Regions from separate parts of the Homo sapiens genome. Here region 2 is linked to region 1. Evidence: chromatin contacts called from ENCODE POLR2A ChIA-PET data. All regions are on one chromosome and are shown on one strand. The core of a region is the stretch at or near the end of the contact, and the rest is flanking DNA. Distances in the headings are between cores, read along the strand shown.

The links. ChIA-PET counts read pairs that join two places held with the same protein, here RNA polymerase II (POLR2A).
Region 2: POLR2A ChIA-PET joins it to region 1 with 12 read pairs in WTC11. The contact joins the promoter of LINC00260 here to the enhancer-like site in region 1. POLR2A ChIA-PET finds 5 or more read pairs at or near these places in 5 of 52 experiments (BJ, HEK293, WTC11 and 2 more).

What each region holds. Positions count from the first base shown.
Region 1 is chr1:203,523,650-203,531,616 of GRCh38, reverse strand. The region is part of intron 2 of LOC124904488 (a long non-coding RNA gene); the gene reads right to left. Among named protein-coding and RNA genes, the nearest start is that of OPTC, 33 kb to the right of the region's middle. Within about 2 kb of position 4,881, at least 3 of the 41 ENCODE cell types and tissues checked have a DNase peak (open chromatin) inside an H3K27ac peak, as active enhancers do.
Region 2 is chr1:203,726,006-203,733,972 of GRCh38, reverse strand. It overlaps LINC00260 (long intergenic non-protein coding RNA 260), which reads right to left and starts at 3,396. Exons shown (of 1, transcript NR_046213.1): 1 at 2,120-3,396. It overlaps ATP2B4 (ATPase plasma membrane Ca2+ transporting 4), which reads right to left. Exons shown (of 21, transcript NM_001684.5): 20 at 6,402-6,578. SNORA77 (small nucleolar RNA, H/ACA box 77) reads right to left here and starts at 4,392; the gene lies at 4,268-4,392.

The sequences.
Region 1 (7,967 bases), core at 3,632-6,131:
CAGCTACTCAGGAGGCTAAGGCAGAAGAATCGCTTGAACCTGGGAGGCGGAGGTTGCAGCGAGCTGAGATCACACCACTGCACTCCAGCCTGGGTGACAGAGCGAGACTCTGTCTCAAAACAAAACAAAACAAAAACAAACAAACAAAAAACAATAAAAATAAATAAGTACAATAGTTTGGGGTTTTTAATTTTTCTATCTCCGTCTTTGTAATTCTTTGGTCTAACTCTCCTTTTGTTTCTTCTCCCCCCTTGGGTAGAGAATAGAGGAGTGTTATCTGTTGAGCCTCCCAAACCGCAGTGGGCATCATCTTCCCTGGCAGGGCTGCCTGTGAACAGTCATGTGTCCCTGTCTCCCTGGGCTAGCTCTGGGCGGGTGGTGGCCCAGATTTTCTTGCCTCCTCACTCTGCCAGTCTTGGAGGCAACATCAATTCAACTTTCAGGCTATGAAAGCACACAAGGAAACAGACTTAGTCATTTTCTGCTATAAATTTGCAGAGATGCCAGTTTAGTAAACAAAATAAATATATCTTCTCAGTGTATTTGCCTATTATGAATATGTATGAGCTCTTAGAACTTTGGGAGGAGGCAGATTTCTGGGGACAGCTTCTGGATTTAGAGCCCCCTAGGTGGAGAATGGCAAAGGGCTTGCATGCTCTATTTCTCAGCCCCCCACTCCTCACCTCTAAACTGGGCTTCTGAAGAGGGTGAGGAGGAAATCAGATTGGATGAATAGCTATACTTATAAAATCAGTCACTAACACCTACTGAATGCCTATTATGTGACAGCCATAGAGGAGCCGATGCTACAAAAATGACCAAGATGTATAGTCTTGGGCCACCACCAGGGCATGGTCTCCTAGATGAGAAACCTATAAACAAGCAAATTACAAAGTGATACACATGTGTATCACACACGTGTAATAATACAAGGTGTACATGTGTACATGATACAATGATGTATCACACACAATGTGATATCACAAATATAATGTGATAAATATAGCAACGGAAGCCTGTGTGTGGTATAGGGTTTGTTTAAAACACAGATTGGGGTAGGGAAAAATACAAACTGCAAGCAGACACACCTAGGGTCAAATTTCAACTCTACCACTTAGTTGAATACTTTAGATCACTTATTTATAAAATGGGGTCATTCCTTCCTTACTGTTCTTGAGAGTATTTGCAATAATGTACGTAGAGCACTAAATATAGTAACCAGCACCTAGTTGGCACTCAATAAATTATAGCTATTAATGAGAGGCATTGATCATTTCTTTTTTATTTAGGTACAATAAAAAGTTCACGATAGAATTGCCCTTTGCAATGTCCAAGGCACTTTCAGTCCATTATCTCAACACTGGGAAGGAGGTATTTTTGGCCTCTTTTCACAGATCAGGAATCCTGGGCTTAGAGTGGTCAGGAGCCCTGGCCAAGGCCACAAGCTAATGCAGAAATGCTGAGAAAGTATCATTTTTGGGTGAGACAGAGAGCTAGTGAACCCATATCAGCTAGAAGGACAGGAACTGTTCTGCCTTACCTGCATTTTTAGGCCCAAGTGCTGAGAAGCAGGACGAGCAGGAGGAAAGGAATCAGTGCGGCCTTTGCTAACACAGGGATGGCCAAAAGATGGTGGAAGTCACAGAGCCCACTTGGGTGAACAAAATCAGATGATGAAAACAAATGGGGACCCCTGTCTTTTCTTAAAAAATAAATAAAAATAACAAAAGAACTTTACACAAGAGGGGCCAAGACTAGGTACATGTCACAAATTTTGGAACCTTTGTCATTTCCCCTTGCTTGATAATTTAATCTCCCATCCATTCCCCTGAGTAATGAGCAGTGAACTCCTGATGAGGGGAACCACCTATCTACATGTTTTTGGGGGCAGTAAGAAAGTAGGAAATGGTAAAAGAGCATCCTACTGCGTGGGGGCAGCAGGGAAACAGGAACTGGGGGGACAGCACCCTACTGCATGGGAGCAGCAAGGAAACAGGAAATGGGGACAGCATCCTACTGCATGGGGGCGCAGGGAAACAGGAACTGGGGGCACAGCATCCTACTGCATGGGGGCAGCAAGGAAACAGGAACTGGGGGCACAGCATCCTACTGCATGGGGGCAGCAAGGAAACAGGAACTGGGGGCACAGCATCCTACTGCATGGGGGCAGCAGGGAAACATGAACTGGGGGACAGCATCCTACTGCATGGGGGCAGCAAGGAAACAGGAAATGGGTACAGCATCCTACTGCATGGGGGCAGCAGGGAAATGGGAACTGGGCAGACAGCATCCTACTGCATGGGGGCAGCAGGGAAACAGGAACTGGGGGGGACAGCATCCTACTGCATGGGGGCAGCAGGGAAACGAGAACTGGGGGGACAGCATCCTACTGCACAGAAAGAGGAGAACCCCAGGGGATGTGTGGGTGGTGGCAGCTTTTCAGAGAACAAGCAGTTCTCTGAGTTTCGGCACATTCCTGAGGCTAGAAAGGAGACCTGAGAAGAACAGAGGAACCAGTGGGGCCAAAAAGAGGACTTGGGGTTCCACGGTAGAACAGCCAACTGAACATAGAGACAGACTGAAAACCCAGGCCTTCGGATTCCAGACTCTTGTCTCCACTGCATACATTCCCATACAAATTCACCTACACAAACTCTGTGTGCTGGAGGGGATCAGAGGCAGATCACTGAGAGGGTTCATAGATATTGAGAAGGATTGGGTAGTTGGATATTGGCTGCATCTGCTGCTGGGCTGAGAGAGGAAGAAAGCTCAGGAAGATTGCCTAGAGCTTGCCCAGCTCTGAGCCCTGGGCTCACGGTGGTGGCGGTGGGGTGGCGTATCCAGAAGCCCTCTCAAGTTGCAAGAAAGAATAGCCATGTGGGAGTGGTATGGGTGTTGGTCCCAGCCCTGCCATTGACCACTCTATGCTGCTCATTTACACAACTTCCCGGGCCTCAGTGTCTTCATCTGTAAAATGGAGACACAAAATTCCAACCATAACCATTTTATAGTATTCTCAACAAGAACCAACTAAGGCAACAGATGGAGAAGAGCATTGGAAATTGTATAAGCTCTGAAGTGCTAGGAGAGAATTTTGTGTGTTGTTTATTTTAATTAATTTTTTAAAAAATCATGGTCTGACCCACTAGGCCATTTATTGCTGACTTGGAGCTCTCTGATCCTGGGTGCTCTGAGCTTATTTCCCCACGTAGACTGCATGCTGACAGAGAAGGCTGAGGTGCTCAAATCATACTTCTCCATATTTCTGTCATTACTGTCCCACCCTACATGCCCCTCTCACCAGCAGGGCGGCTCTGCCACAGAATTTGATGAGTGGCTGATTGATAGCTTGGCCATGTGTTCGTGGGGATATTCAATTTTTCTTCCAGCATTTAGTCACTGCCTTCCCATCTGTTTGGGTATTGGGGTGGGGGTGGGGTGGGGGGGTGAGCAGCCAGTTTCTCTGCCATCCAGTGTTGGAACAGAATGGCACATGCTTCATTTGCAACAACATGGATTTAGGCTAGACTTTTTTTTTTTTTTTTTTTTAATAGGGTCTCCCTTGTCACCCAGGCTGGAGTGCCATGGCATGATCTCAGCTCACGGCAGCCACGACCTCCCGGGTTCAAGAAATCCTCCTGCCTCAGCCCCCACAAGTAGCTGGGATTACAGGCATGCACCACCATGCCTGGCTAATTTTTGTATTTTTTGTAGGGCTTTCGCCACATTATCCAGGCTGGTCTCCAGTTCCTGGGCTCAAGTGATCCGCCCGCCTCGGCCTCCCAAAGTGCTGGGGTTACAGGTCTGGCCACTGCGCGCAGCCTAGACTAGACTTTAGATAGCTTAGATTAGCTAGAAGGCCTGAGGAATGAAAAAGAAAAGAACTGTGAACTTTTGAAGTTTCCTGGCTAAGTTTTTTTGGTCTTTTATTTTCCAAAGTATTTTAGAGTAAGTTACAGGTATGATTTTTCATTCCTAGATACTTCAGTTTGTATCTTTGAAAAATTAGGGGTTTTTTTTTAGGCTAGTTAAGTAAAGTTAGGGCATTTTGTGTGTGTGTGTGTGTGGTGTATGTGTGTGTAGTGTATGTGGTATGGAGTGTATGTGAATGTACGTAAGAGGGTGTGTGTGTGGGAGTGTGTGTGCCGTGCGTGTGCTGTATAAGCTAATGTGAGTGTGTGGTGTGTGAGCTAATGTAGTGTGTGGTGTGTGAGCTTATGTGAGTGTGTGTGGTGTGTGAGCTAATGTGAGTGTGTGTGGTGTGTGAGCTAATGTAGTGTGTGGTGTGTGAGCTTATGTGAGTGTGTGTGCTGTGTAAGCTAATGTGAGTGTATGTGGTGTGTGAGCTAATGTGAGTGTGTGTGGTGTGTGAGCTAATGTGAGTGTGTCTAGGTGGGTATGTGAGTGTAGGAGTGGTGTGTGAGTGTGTGAGTGTGTGGTGTGTGAGCTTATGTGAGTGTGTGTAGGTGTGGTATGTGAGTGTAGGAGTGGTGTGTGAGAGTGTGTGGGGGGGGAGTTTGGTGTGTGAGTTTATGTGAGTGTGTCTAGGTGGGTATGTGAGTGTAGGAGTGGTGTGCAAGTGTGTGTGAGAGTGTGTGTGTTGTGTGAGCTTATGTGAGTGTCTGTAGGTGTGGTATGTGAGTGGAGGAGTGGTGTGTGAGTGTGTGTGTGTGTGTGTGTGTGTGAGAGAGAGAGAGTGCACGTTTGTGTCAAGTGCACACAGCTCTTTGAGGGGGGGTTTGGCTGCTGCTCTTCTCAGAGGCAGGGGAGTGGGCCAAGGAAGGCCTGGTTCATCCCTCCCAGCTCAGCGAAGCCCTCAGGGAGGGGAGGTGCCCCACACTGGGGCAGGGAGCAGCTGGGGAAAGTTGACTCAAGACAAAGTTCCCGGCTTCTCTTCCCTGGCGCTGCCTTTCCCTCAGGCCCTTTAGTATCCTTTGCCAGGGACTCCATAATCTCTTACTGGGAAACCGGGACAGAATCGAGTGCTGAGTGTGGTACCCAAACTGCAAATCAATGAAGTCTGAATTAAATATTGATTTCCTCCCTTTTCTTTCAGGGAAGTTTCTTGAGAGGAATTGGCTTGCTGGTTTTGTTTTTTGCTTTTTTAATTTTTCATCCTGATCCTTAAACACTACTTATGAAAGACTAATCGTGCAAGGTATAGCCTAGTCCTCTCTTACCCGCCTCCCTCTTTGACTCTGGTAGCTTTCCTCTCCAAAGATGAAATGTCAGCCATTGGGGGAAGTGGCTCATAAGAACATGACTGTCTGCCATCAGCCCACAAGGCCGTGGCTGGGCAAAGGGCAGTCCCACCCCCAGATGCCCCTTGGCTTGGACATTTAGCTCCAGATGGGAGGTCAAGACTTCATCCCAGGCCAAGTAAGCGATGCCAACTAAAGGCTCCCATCTTTAGCATGTCCTGCAAGCTTGCCAGGACTGGGGTAAGGTACTTAGGATGTCCTGGGCCGTAAAAAGACACTGGTGCTTTCCTCACTGCCCCCACATCCCCATAACATAAAGTTAAACCAGAGATAAATTAGAGTAAGGAACACCAAGAATTCTGTTTCTTCCCATAATGATGACCAGGATATCAAACAGTAAGTCACTGACAGGTTTTGGTTTGTTTGTTTGCTTTAGGGACAGGGTCTCACTTTGTCGCCCAGGCTGGAGTACAAGTGATATGACCTTGGCTCACTGCAGCCTCCACCTCCTCGGTTCAAGTGATCCTCCCACCTCAGCCTCCCAGAGTGCTGGAATTACAAGTGTGGGCCAGTGTACCTGGCCTGTGTGGGCCCATTTCTGAGGGAAGTTAGAATCTCACGCCCTGGGCCTGGTGGTCTGTGGTCTAGAAGGCTTCCCCAGCCTCCCTGGAGAACCTGCCAGTGGCAGGTTCTAGGCAGCATTTGAACCCCTCACCCCCATCCCCAAGCCCCATTCTCTTTCCTCTTGTGTGCCAGCAGCTTCCTGGGCCTCCTGCACTTTCAGCCAGCAACTGGCTATGACAGCAGAAAAAGAAAACAGCCAGGTCTCTATTCCCAGAGGACCAGTCTGTAGGGGAGGCTGTTCCGGGATGAGCTTGTTAGCAGAGAAATTTAATTTACTGCCCTCCCACCAGGCTGAAGGTTCTGTGCCTCCATAGAGTCTCCCTCCTGAGCACCCCAGGTTCTTTATGAGAAGTCCTATTGGTCTCAAGGTGAAGGTGTGGAGAATGGAAAATCTCAGGCTGGCTCAAGAGATTGCAGAGTTATCCCCAGGAGAAGATCCCAGGGCTCCAGCTTCGGTGCATCCTCCCACTCTGCCTTATTCGGCTTTGCTGGAAATTCCTCAGTCTCGGTCTCTGGAATGGGTCAAATCTGGGCTTGAATGACAGACAGCATTCATTCACAAACACCTGTTGAGGCCTATTGTGTGCCAGGAGTGCTAAGGTAAAGGAATACTGGGATAAAAACACAGCCTATAATCTGAAAGGCATCTCCCTGGGGAGACAGGCACATACGCAATGACACTATAGTGGGACAAGTGCTGCAATAGGTCTACCCACTAAAGCATGTAAGAGGGACACCTACGGCATGCATGTGGTGAGGCAGGGGTGCAGGGGGCAGGGCTGATTCTGAGCTGATCCTTATGAATGGGTTAGCCAAGTCCAAAAAAGGGTGGGGGATAGGGAAGGGTGTCTCCAGAAGAGGAAACAGCCTGGAGCAAACAGAGGGAGGCATTTAGGAGCCCCCGTGTTGTCTGCAATGGGGTGTCCAGTGCTGTGAGAGACGATAGGGTGTGCATACAGGCCTTGGCATCAAATTGCAGAGGCAGGCTGCCCAAGTGTGCTTTGGGTTCTGTGATGCTGGGAAGTCTATACAATGGGAACAAATAGGACCAGCTTCATGGGGATTTGGGGAGGTAATGAGCAAATGAGATGATCTTTATGAAGTACTTAGCACAGTGTCTAGCTAGGGGTTAGCAGTCTATATATTGCTGTTAGCAGTTCATATCATTACTGATGAATTGTATGATCTTGCAAAAGTTATTTTATAGCTCCCATCCTCAGTTTTCTCATCTGTAAAATGGCGTATTTGTTTGTTTGTTTTTCACAATCTATTCAGTTGTGAACAGATCAAGGGACTGCCTTACTGACTTTAACTTCCCATCTCCTAAGGCAGTGCCCAGTATACAAAGATCAGTCTCTTTTCCTTCCCTTTCCTTTCATTCTTCCAGCCCACTTAGGGCCTAACTGCTCAAAAGAGTGGCTATTTGTTCTCCTTTCAGTTCCGGGGACATTTTGCTCTATACTCAACTTCCAAAAATAGATCTGACTCCAAGTTCCGCACTCTTTCCACTAAACTCCAGTTGCCACAACAAATTTTTAGTCTAACAATGATGTATCGATTTTTGCCTAAAAAATTAGCAATGCATTTTTTTACAAGCCAGTGGTGGTAAGTTTACAGAGAAACAGGCAAGTTTATACATTGCTAATATAATGCTTCAGGTGCAATACATAAACCACTAAAATCCTTTAGGATAGCTAACTGATAATATGCATCAAAAACCTAAACATGTTCAGGTTATTTTTTTCTCAGTAATTCTTGATTCTGACAATCCCAAGGGAATAATCCTAACCACACAAAGAAACTGGTTGCACAAATATATTTGTTGCCACATTACTGATAATAAGGAAAAATCAGAAACAATCTGTGTAATCAATCCTAAGAGAACAGTTAACTAAATCATGATAGAGCCACTTCCTCAAATTTATGAGGTACCCAGAGTAGTCAAATTCACAGAGGCAGGAGGTAGAATGGCGGTTGCTTGGGCCTAGGGGAGAAGAGCGCAGGAAGTTGTTTTTGTTTGTTTGTTTGTTTTTTGAGACGGAGTCTGTCTCTGTTGCCCAGGCTGGAGTGCAGTGGCGTGATCTCAACTCACTGCAACCCCCGCCTCCCAGGTTCAAGCGATTCTCCTGCCTCAGCCTCTTG
Region 2 (7,967 bases), core at 2,147-4,646, 200 kb before region 1:
ATGGACTATTATTATTGACCAAGTTTAATACTGGCTCAATTATGACAGGTCCACTAGTCAAAACACACCCATGGGCACATTAGCTCCCTTCCTACCTTTCCTCAAAAGATCCCAAACTTTGCCCCCATGTAAAGAAAGCTCTTGGGTTTTCCTCTGGCCTAACCTCACATCTAAGCTTAGGAGGTAGAGTTCAGACTCAAAGGAGCAGGAGGAGAAGAGAGGAACAACAACATATCCCAGCAAAGCAACAAACAGACAAACAAAAAAGGCAAAGCAAAACAAAACAAAACTCAAGAAAAGGAAGAAATGAGCAATGCAGAGGAACAATCAGAAAACAGAATTATTGTCTTTAAAACAGTTAAGGTTTAATAGCTTTTCTACATTACAAAAATAAAATACAAGGGCACACAGTCTGGTTTTAGAGTAGGATTTTTGTCTTTTTCTTCCCTTAAGTCAAAATATCAAAGGGAAAAACCAAAAGGAAAAGATAACCATGGTTGGTTAAAGTGGATGCCACGTGCTCTCTTGTGGTCATTTTAGCAAATCATGCATCATAATAGACTATCACTCACTGCCCATAGGAGGAGATGAAACAGCAGGAACAGAAGTGGTGGGGGAAGATTTGACTGGTGCAACTGCTACATAGGATGAACTAGGAACAAGTTTTACATCAAGGTGTTGACCCATGTTCTGTCGCCTTAGGACTCCCTTAAAAGAGGCTCCCGTCTGGAATGTGTTAATTACGTCGATCTGCAAAGAATCAGAGAGTGAGACAGCTTTGCTCCACAGTCAGTCCGAGAGAGGTGAAGAAAGAGGAAGGGAGGGTCATGGAAGGTTGGGGAAGCAGGAATGGAAGTAGATGGGAAAAGGGGACAGGAGAGAGCAAGAGAGAGCTTCCCTCCCACAAAAAGCAATGGTGAGGAGAAGGAGAAAAACGTTAATTGCATATCATACTTCACTTAGGGAACAATTTGCCATGGAGTCCCAACGCCCAGCCAGAATCTAGTTTTTTCTTCCCTTTGAATCCACAGTGGGCATTTGAGGTTTAGAGGGGGCCAAGAGTATTTAAAATGTAAAGGGACTTTTCCCTACTCCATCACTCCTAACAGCTAGACAGCGATTGTTCGTTGTTTTTACCTGTACTTTTTTTTTTTTTTTGAGATGGAATCTCAATCTGTCGCCCAGGCTGGAGTGCAGTGGCACACTCTCGGTTCACTGCAACCTCCACCTACAGGCCCCTTTTTACCTGTACTCTTAAAAATAAGGCAAACAATTGAAGATTCTGAAGGCAAATTATGTATTACTGAATTTGAAGGCTCAGGAACCTCTAAATCAATTAAACCGACTACGTATTTTTGCGGATTTTCCAGGAAAATAACTCATGTGTTTAAATAAAAAACAGGGGCCATTTAGTAGCCAATATACAAATGGCCATGATGGAAAGACCCCTGGGCCATGAGTTGCTGGGCTCATCCTCCTCTGGGTATCTTGTCTGAGCTATCCCTTCCCTGGGCTGAAGTAGGTAGGCTCCCTGAGAATGGAGCTCAAGAACCCAGTGGCCAAGCCCACTATCGAGAATGCTACTAAGTGCATTAATGCATTAGAGATCTGAAATGTCTGGCAGAAATGCTGACAGTAACTCGGCAATTAGACTGAGGGAGGGGGAGGAAGAGGTTTTGGTTGGTGGTGGTTGAAACAGCTACAGGTCGAGGCTTACACAAGTAGCCTCTGGTTTTCAGTGCCCTGTTCCTCAGAGACAGAGGCAATTAATGCCATTCATTTTCTTCCTTCCTTCCTTTTTTTTTTTTTTTTTTTGACACCCAGGCTGGAGTGCAAGGTGCGATCTCGGCTCACTGCAAGCTCCGCCTCCCGGGTTCACGCCATTCTCCTGCCTCAGCCTCCTGAGTAGCTGGGACTACAGGCACCCGCCACCAGGCTGGCTAATTTTTTATATTTTAAGTAGTGACAGGGTTTCACTGTGTTAGCCAGGATGGTCTCAATCTCCTGACCTCGTGATCCGCCGGTCTTGGCCTCCCAAAGTGCTGGGATTACAGGCGTGAGCCACTGTGCCCAGCTTCCTTCCTTCCTTCCTCCCTCCTTCCTTTTTTTTTTTTTTTTTTTTTGAGACAGAGTCTCGCTCTGTCACCCAGGCTGGAGTGCAATGGCACGATCTTGGCTCACTGCAACCTCCATCTGCTGGGTTCAAGCCATTCTCCTGCCTCAGCCTCCTGAGTAGCAGGGACTACACGTACCTGCCACCATGCCCAGCTAATTTTTTTATTTTTAGTAGAGACAGAGTTTCACCATGCTGGCCAGGCTGGTCTCGAACTCCTGACCTTGTGATTTGCCTTCCTCAGCCTCCCAAAGTGCTGGGATTAAGGTGTGAGCCACCGCGCCCGGCCATGCCATTCATTTTCTGACAATGGTCCTGATCTAGGGCCTCAATCAACTCTACCATCCTTATCCCTGACCCCTAAGTAACAAGGACAAAATCAAAAGGAATTCCCTTTAGCCTTCATGAATCTGGTAGAATAATCTTAGAAATATCTATCTGCTTAATGCCAAGGGTTAATCTACCAGGAATGAAGGAAAGGTGCTGATTCCATTAACTGGACTTCATTTTCCCAGGAGGGAAGATGGGAAAGTAGGCAGAATGTGAGTGAGACAGTCCTTTTATAAAGCTTCCTGAGAAGCCATGAGCTGTTTAGGGCTAGTTTCTGGATCCAGATCACAGTTTGAGCAGAAACATCACTGCTTCCTCACATTATTCAGTTTTAGTTCCCTGGGACTGAGGAGCTTGAACCTGCAGGAGGAGAGGGTTTACACTTGGGGTGGGTGCGGGGGTTCCAGCTCCATGGAAGAAGGGACTGTAGAGACACCTTCTTCAGTGCTTATTGGAGTTACAAGGTCCCAACCTCCACAATTCTAGTCTCTAAGTTTTCTAACACCTCCCATACCAAAGCACTGCGATGAGAATGACAACAAAGATCAACGTGGAGGTGGCAGGGGGTTTTGTTAGAACCCAGCTGAGGCTGAAGGGCTGATGTTGGGAGCGGACCTCAGGGATCCAGGATACACGTTAGCATCATTAGCCTCATCAGCTTCCAGAGTCAGGTGCATCCTGGATGGCGTGAATTTGGTCACTGTGGCATCTTGAACATGCCTCACTTTAGGCTTTAATGCCATTTTGGCCCAACTGCCTCATGCTCCAACAATGCGGAAAGGTAGTATACCTAAAGCTATGTAGGCAGTGAAACCAAAAAGACCTTGTAGAGAGGGGCATAGTCAAGGAAATAGAAATTGGTAGTGGAGGGCAAGGAAGACCCATAAATCTCAGCCTCCCAGGACAGAAGACTGGAAAGGAGCAAGGAGGTACTGGACTGAGGGAATCTTGGCTAGGAGAAAAGAAATCACATAGTAGAAGTGGTTGATCCTGAAGAAAAACAAAGCAAAGACAGGTTATTTTGGAAAGAGCAGACCCAAAGGAAAGCACTGGGGGCTTTAGAGATGGGAGCCAAAGGCGCCAGGTTCTATGGGTACTTGGAGTCAGCAGCCTGGAGTGTGGGGTGGGGTAGGGAGTGAGCGTGGGGATTCTGGATGCCTGGATGCCACGAGGCACTTTGTGTAGGTCCCGCTGGAAATTTTCTTTCTGAGAGGAGGAACTTGAGAGAGGGAAAAGGAACCCTAGCGTTTCCCTACCTAGCCCTTTTCCACTTTTCTTTTTCTTCTTTTTTTTTTTTTTAATTCAGCTCTTCATATAACATCCCTTGTAAAAACAAAAGAATAAAAACAAACCAAAAAAGAGGGGCAGGGTAAATTTTTTTTTAAAAAAAGGAAAGGAAAGAGAGGAAAAGGAAATAAAATAAGACGATTTATTGTTTCTCCTCAGCATCCTCCTTGGTCTCCTCCTTCACTGAGAGACCTTCAAGCTTTTCTGCCACTTTTTCGGCATGATTGTTTTTGCCTGATCCTGGCCAAGCCGTCTCCTGGAGTTTCTCTTCTTGAAACTCAATGACCAAAGGAAGCCAAGTGGATGCATCCAAGCACCACCTAGACCATGGTCAGGCTGCTCAGTGACATCTGGTCACTTGCCACCACAGCTGCAGTCCAGCCTCACAGCAGAGGGGACCAAGCCCTCTGAGAGACAAACCAAGGACCACTGTAAAGCACCTTCTGGTGAGCTCCAGGCAGTGCCCGGACTCCAATGCCTGCCCAATTGGATGTGAGGCCAGCAACACGGAGAAGTGCTCAGGGCTCCCCAGGAAGCACCTGTGTCCCCAGGGAGCTGCATCGCCCTGGATAGGTGAGGCAGCCACAGCACCCTGGAATGTTTCTCTGGCAGACAGAAAAAGCACCTGCCTGGAAGTACAGTCAGGTGCATAGTGAGTCTGCAATCCACTTTTCTTCTTCTTTTTTTTTTTTTTTTTTGAGACAGAGTCTTGCCTTGTTGCCCAGGCTGGTGTGTAATGGCGCGATCTCAGCTCACTGCAACCTCAGCCTTCCGGGTTCAAGCGATTCTCCTGCCTCAGCCTCCAGAGTAGCTGGGATTACAGGCGCCCACCACCACGTCCAGCTAATTTTTGTATTTTTGGCAGAGCCAAGGTTTCACTATGTTGGCCAGGCTGGTCTCGAACTCCTGACTTTATGATCTGCCAGCCTCGGCCTCCCAAAGTGCTGGGATTACAGGCGTGAGCCACCGCACCCGGCCTCTTTTCCACTTTTCTATTTGTTGTCTTGCCTATAGGGGATAAGTTCCTACCAGGTATATAGTTTAGAATATTCACTCCATCTATCTCTCCTATACACTAACGAGGTGGGATTGACTGGGGAACTTCTTTTCTTTCTCTTTTTTTTTTGAGACAACTCTCAATCTGTCACCCAGGCTGGAGTGCAATGGTGTGGTCTCAGCTCACTGCAACCTCCGCCTCCTGGGTTCAAGCGATTTTCCTGCCTCAGCCTCCCAAGTAGCTGGGACTACAGGCATGTGCCACCATGCCTGGCTTGTATTTTTAGTAGAGACGGGGTTTCACCTAAGGCAGGGGATCCACCTGCCTTGGCCTCCCAAAGTGCTGGATTACAGGTGAGAACCACCGCGCCCAGTCTTTTTTTTTTTGTGAGACAGAGTTTAGCTCTCGTTGGCCAGGCTGGAGTGCAATGGCGCAATCTCAGCTCACTACAACCTCTGCCTCCCGGGTTCAAGTAATTCTTCTGCCTCAGCCTCCCGAGTAGCTGGGATTACAGGCATGTGCCACTACGCCCGGCTAATTTTGGATTTTTAGTAGAGACGCGGTTTCTCCATGTTGGTCAGGCTGGTCTTGAACTCCCGACCTCAGGTGATCCACCCACCTTGGCCTCCCAAAGTGCTGGGATTACAGGCGTGAGCCACCATGCCTGGCCGACTGGGGAACTTTCTAAAACATTTGCAAGGCCAGTTTTAGACAGTGAAACTTATTTTGAAGATCTCTAGCCAATCAGCAGAGAGAAATACGCCTGTTTTCTGGAGACCACCCTTGAGATCTTGGAATTTACAGTGTTTTTGAAATGGAAAATCTCAGGATTAAAACAATAAAGCTATGGGGGGTGAGAGCAGGGGAAGACAGAATTATCAATGCTTAGATCAGCGCATTCACCCAGGAGAAAGTAGTTACAATTGATGCATGGAAAGTGGAAAAAATAAAAGTTATTGTGGGGCTATAGACAGGGGACATAAGAGCAGCAGGGGTGGCTTCTATCCCATTTCAGAAATTGCAAGAAGGGAAGAGGCTTGAAGAAATTATTGCTTCCTCCTTGTCAGGAAGCAAGTCTGAATCCTGCAAAAGATGCTCAGACATCAAGAGACTATTGTCATTTTTACACATGAAACCATCAGATTCCCCACCATGGCCTTACACTTTGAATGGGGGAGATATAACAAGGTGAGTTTCTTTTACAAAGACCCTTCCAGATAGCATCTATTCCTATAATGGCAGTGTGAGGAAGCTATATTAAGTGAATGCTGGGTATGTTGGCATATTGATATTGTCTAACTCCTTCCTTCTGAAGGGTAGGGAAAAACTGAGCATTTCCCACCCTGGGGTCAGGTCTAGTGCTTGCAAGAGACCTTATGCTGAAGCTTGCCCATTTGATAGAGGGTGGCAGGCTGGGCTTTAGGGTCAACCCAGAGCTAAAGGACTATGCTAATAGTGTCCCATGGTCTAGGTCATTTGACTCCTCTCCTCTCAGAGGACCCCACACAGATCCTTTTGCGTGTCTGTCCTGAAGCTGAGGATCTAGGGCTGCCCATCAGTAGTGAGCCTTTGGAAGGGAAGAGATGCTGGCCGACAAGAACTGCTACCCTCCCAACACCTTCCAAGATGGGAAGCTGCTTCTCCCAAGGGAAGGACAGACCACTATCAGAGTACCTGAGTCTGGATACGGTTCAGGCCCCGGAACCAGAGGATCTGGCCTCGGCGCAGCTCCATCTCAGCATGGTCAATCTCATCCAGTCCCTCGGCATCCTTGGTGATCTCCTCTTTGGTGGTGCCATGCCCAGCCTCCTTCAGGAACTTCAGGGATCGGGTAGGTATTGCGGAGATGAACTGAAAACAAGCGCAGCGAAGAGGAAGACGTCAGAATCAGCGTGAGAAGAGCTGTCAGTCAACTTACATGAGCCAGGCCCTTGGGCAGGTTACTCTTTGCCCTACCACCCTTCCCACTGGAAGAGCAGTGGGCAGAAGCACCAATCCATCCAGGCAAGCATTCTCCAAGTGCCCACCAGCGGTCAGGCTTTTAGGAAGGTTTTCTGTATTTATGGACACACACAAAAGAGAGCTTCTATTCTAGTAATTGACCAGCCATCTGCCTGGTCATATACTTCATTTTCCTCTTTCTGTCTCATTTCTTCTGTTCCATTTTGCAATCTGTCTTTTAAGGTTAACAGAACTATACAGCATGGTACGCAGTAGGAAGAAACAGAGACCAGGACCTGGGGGAAAAGAGTTTGGGGAGAAGATGGTGATATTGCCTATGTATAGGCAAGGGGTTGAGAAGGGTATTGGAAATGAATGACCCCTTTCTTAGTTGCCACATGCAAAGTAGTTTCTGTGTTACAAACTCTTGTGAAAGGATACCAAAAGTTTTCTTGGGCTTGAGGTGAGGAAGTGGATGGGACAGTCCATAGAAGAGGGGTCACATGAGTATTATCAGAAGACAAGGAGCAGTACATAGGGTTTGAAATTTGAAATAAATTTCCCGGTGAGCTCAGCACCTGTCAGTCAGTTCTTTCCGGACAAGATAAGGAGTAGCCAGGGCTCATGTGGGGAAGAGGGACTGTATGGGCAATCTGATATGGAGTCAAGGGTTTTGAAATGGGAAGAATGCCAGAGCTCTGCCTCTGAATGTGGAAAAAGCTGTTGTGATACAGAAGGAAGGCTGCTGTCTGGCAGCAAGGCCACATGGCCACATGTGAGGCAAGAGCCAGAACAGAGTTTCAAACAACAGGTTTAACAACCAAGCTTTACCAAAGCATAAAACTGCTTTAGGAACCCATTGGTAAAAAAAAAAAAAAAGAAATCTTCACCAAACAGAACAGGGTGGAGGGAATTGGGTCAGACATTAATTAGGGAGGGCTGGGTGCAGCGGTTCATGCCTGTAATCCCAGCACTTCGGGAGGCCGAGGCAGGAGGATTGCTTGAGCCCAGGACTTTGAGATCAGCCTGGCAACATAGTGAGACCCCAATCTCTTTATTTTTTGTTTTTCGACATAGAGTCTCACTCTTGTCATCCAGGCTGGAGTGCAGTGCCGTGATCTCAGCTCATTGCACTCCGCCTCCCGGGTTCAAGCAATTCTGCTTCAGCCTCCCAAGTAGCTGGGATTACAGGCATGTGTCACCATGCCCGGCCAATTTTTTTTTTTTTTTTTTGTATTTTTAGTAGAGACAGGGTTTCACCATGTTGGCCAGGCTGGTCTCGAACTCCTGACCTCAGGT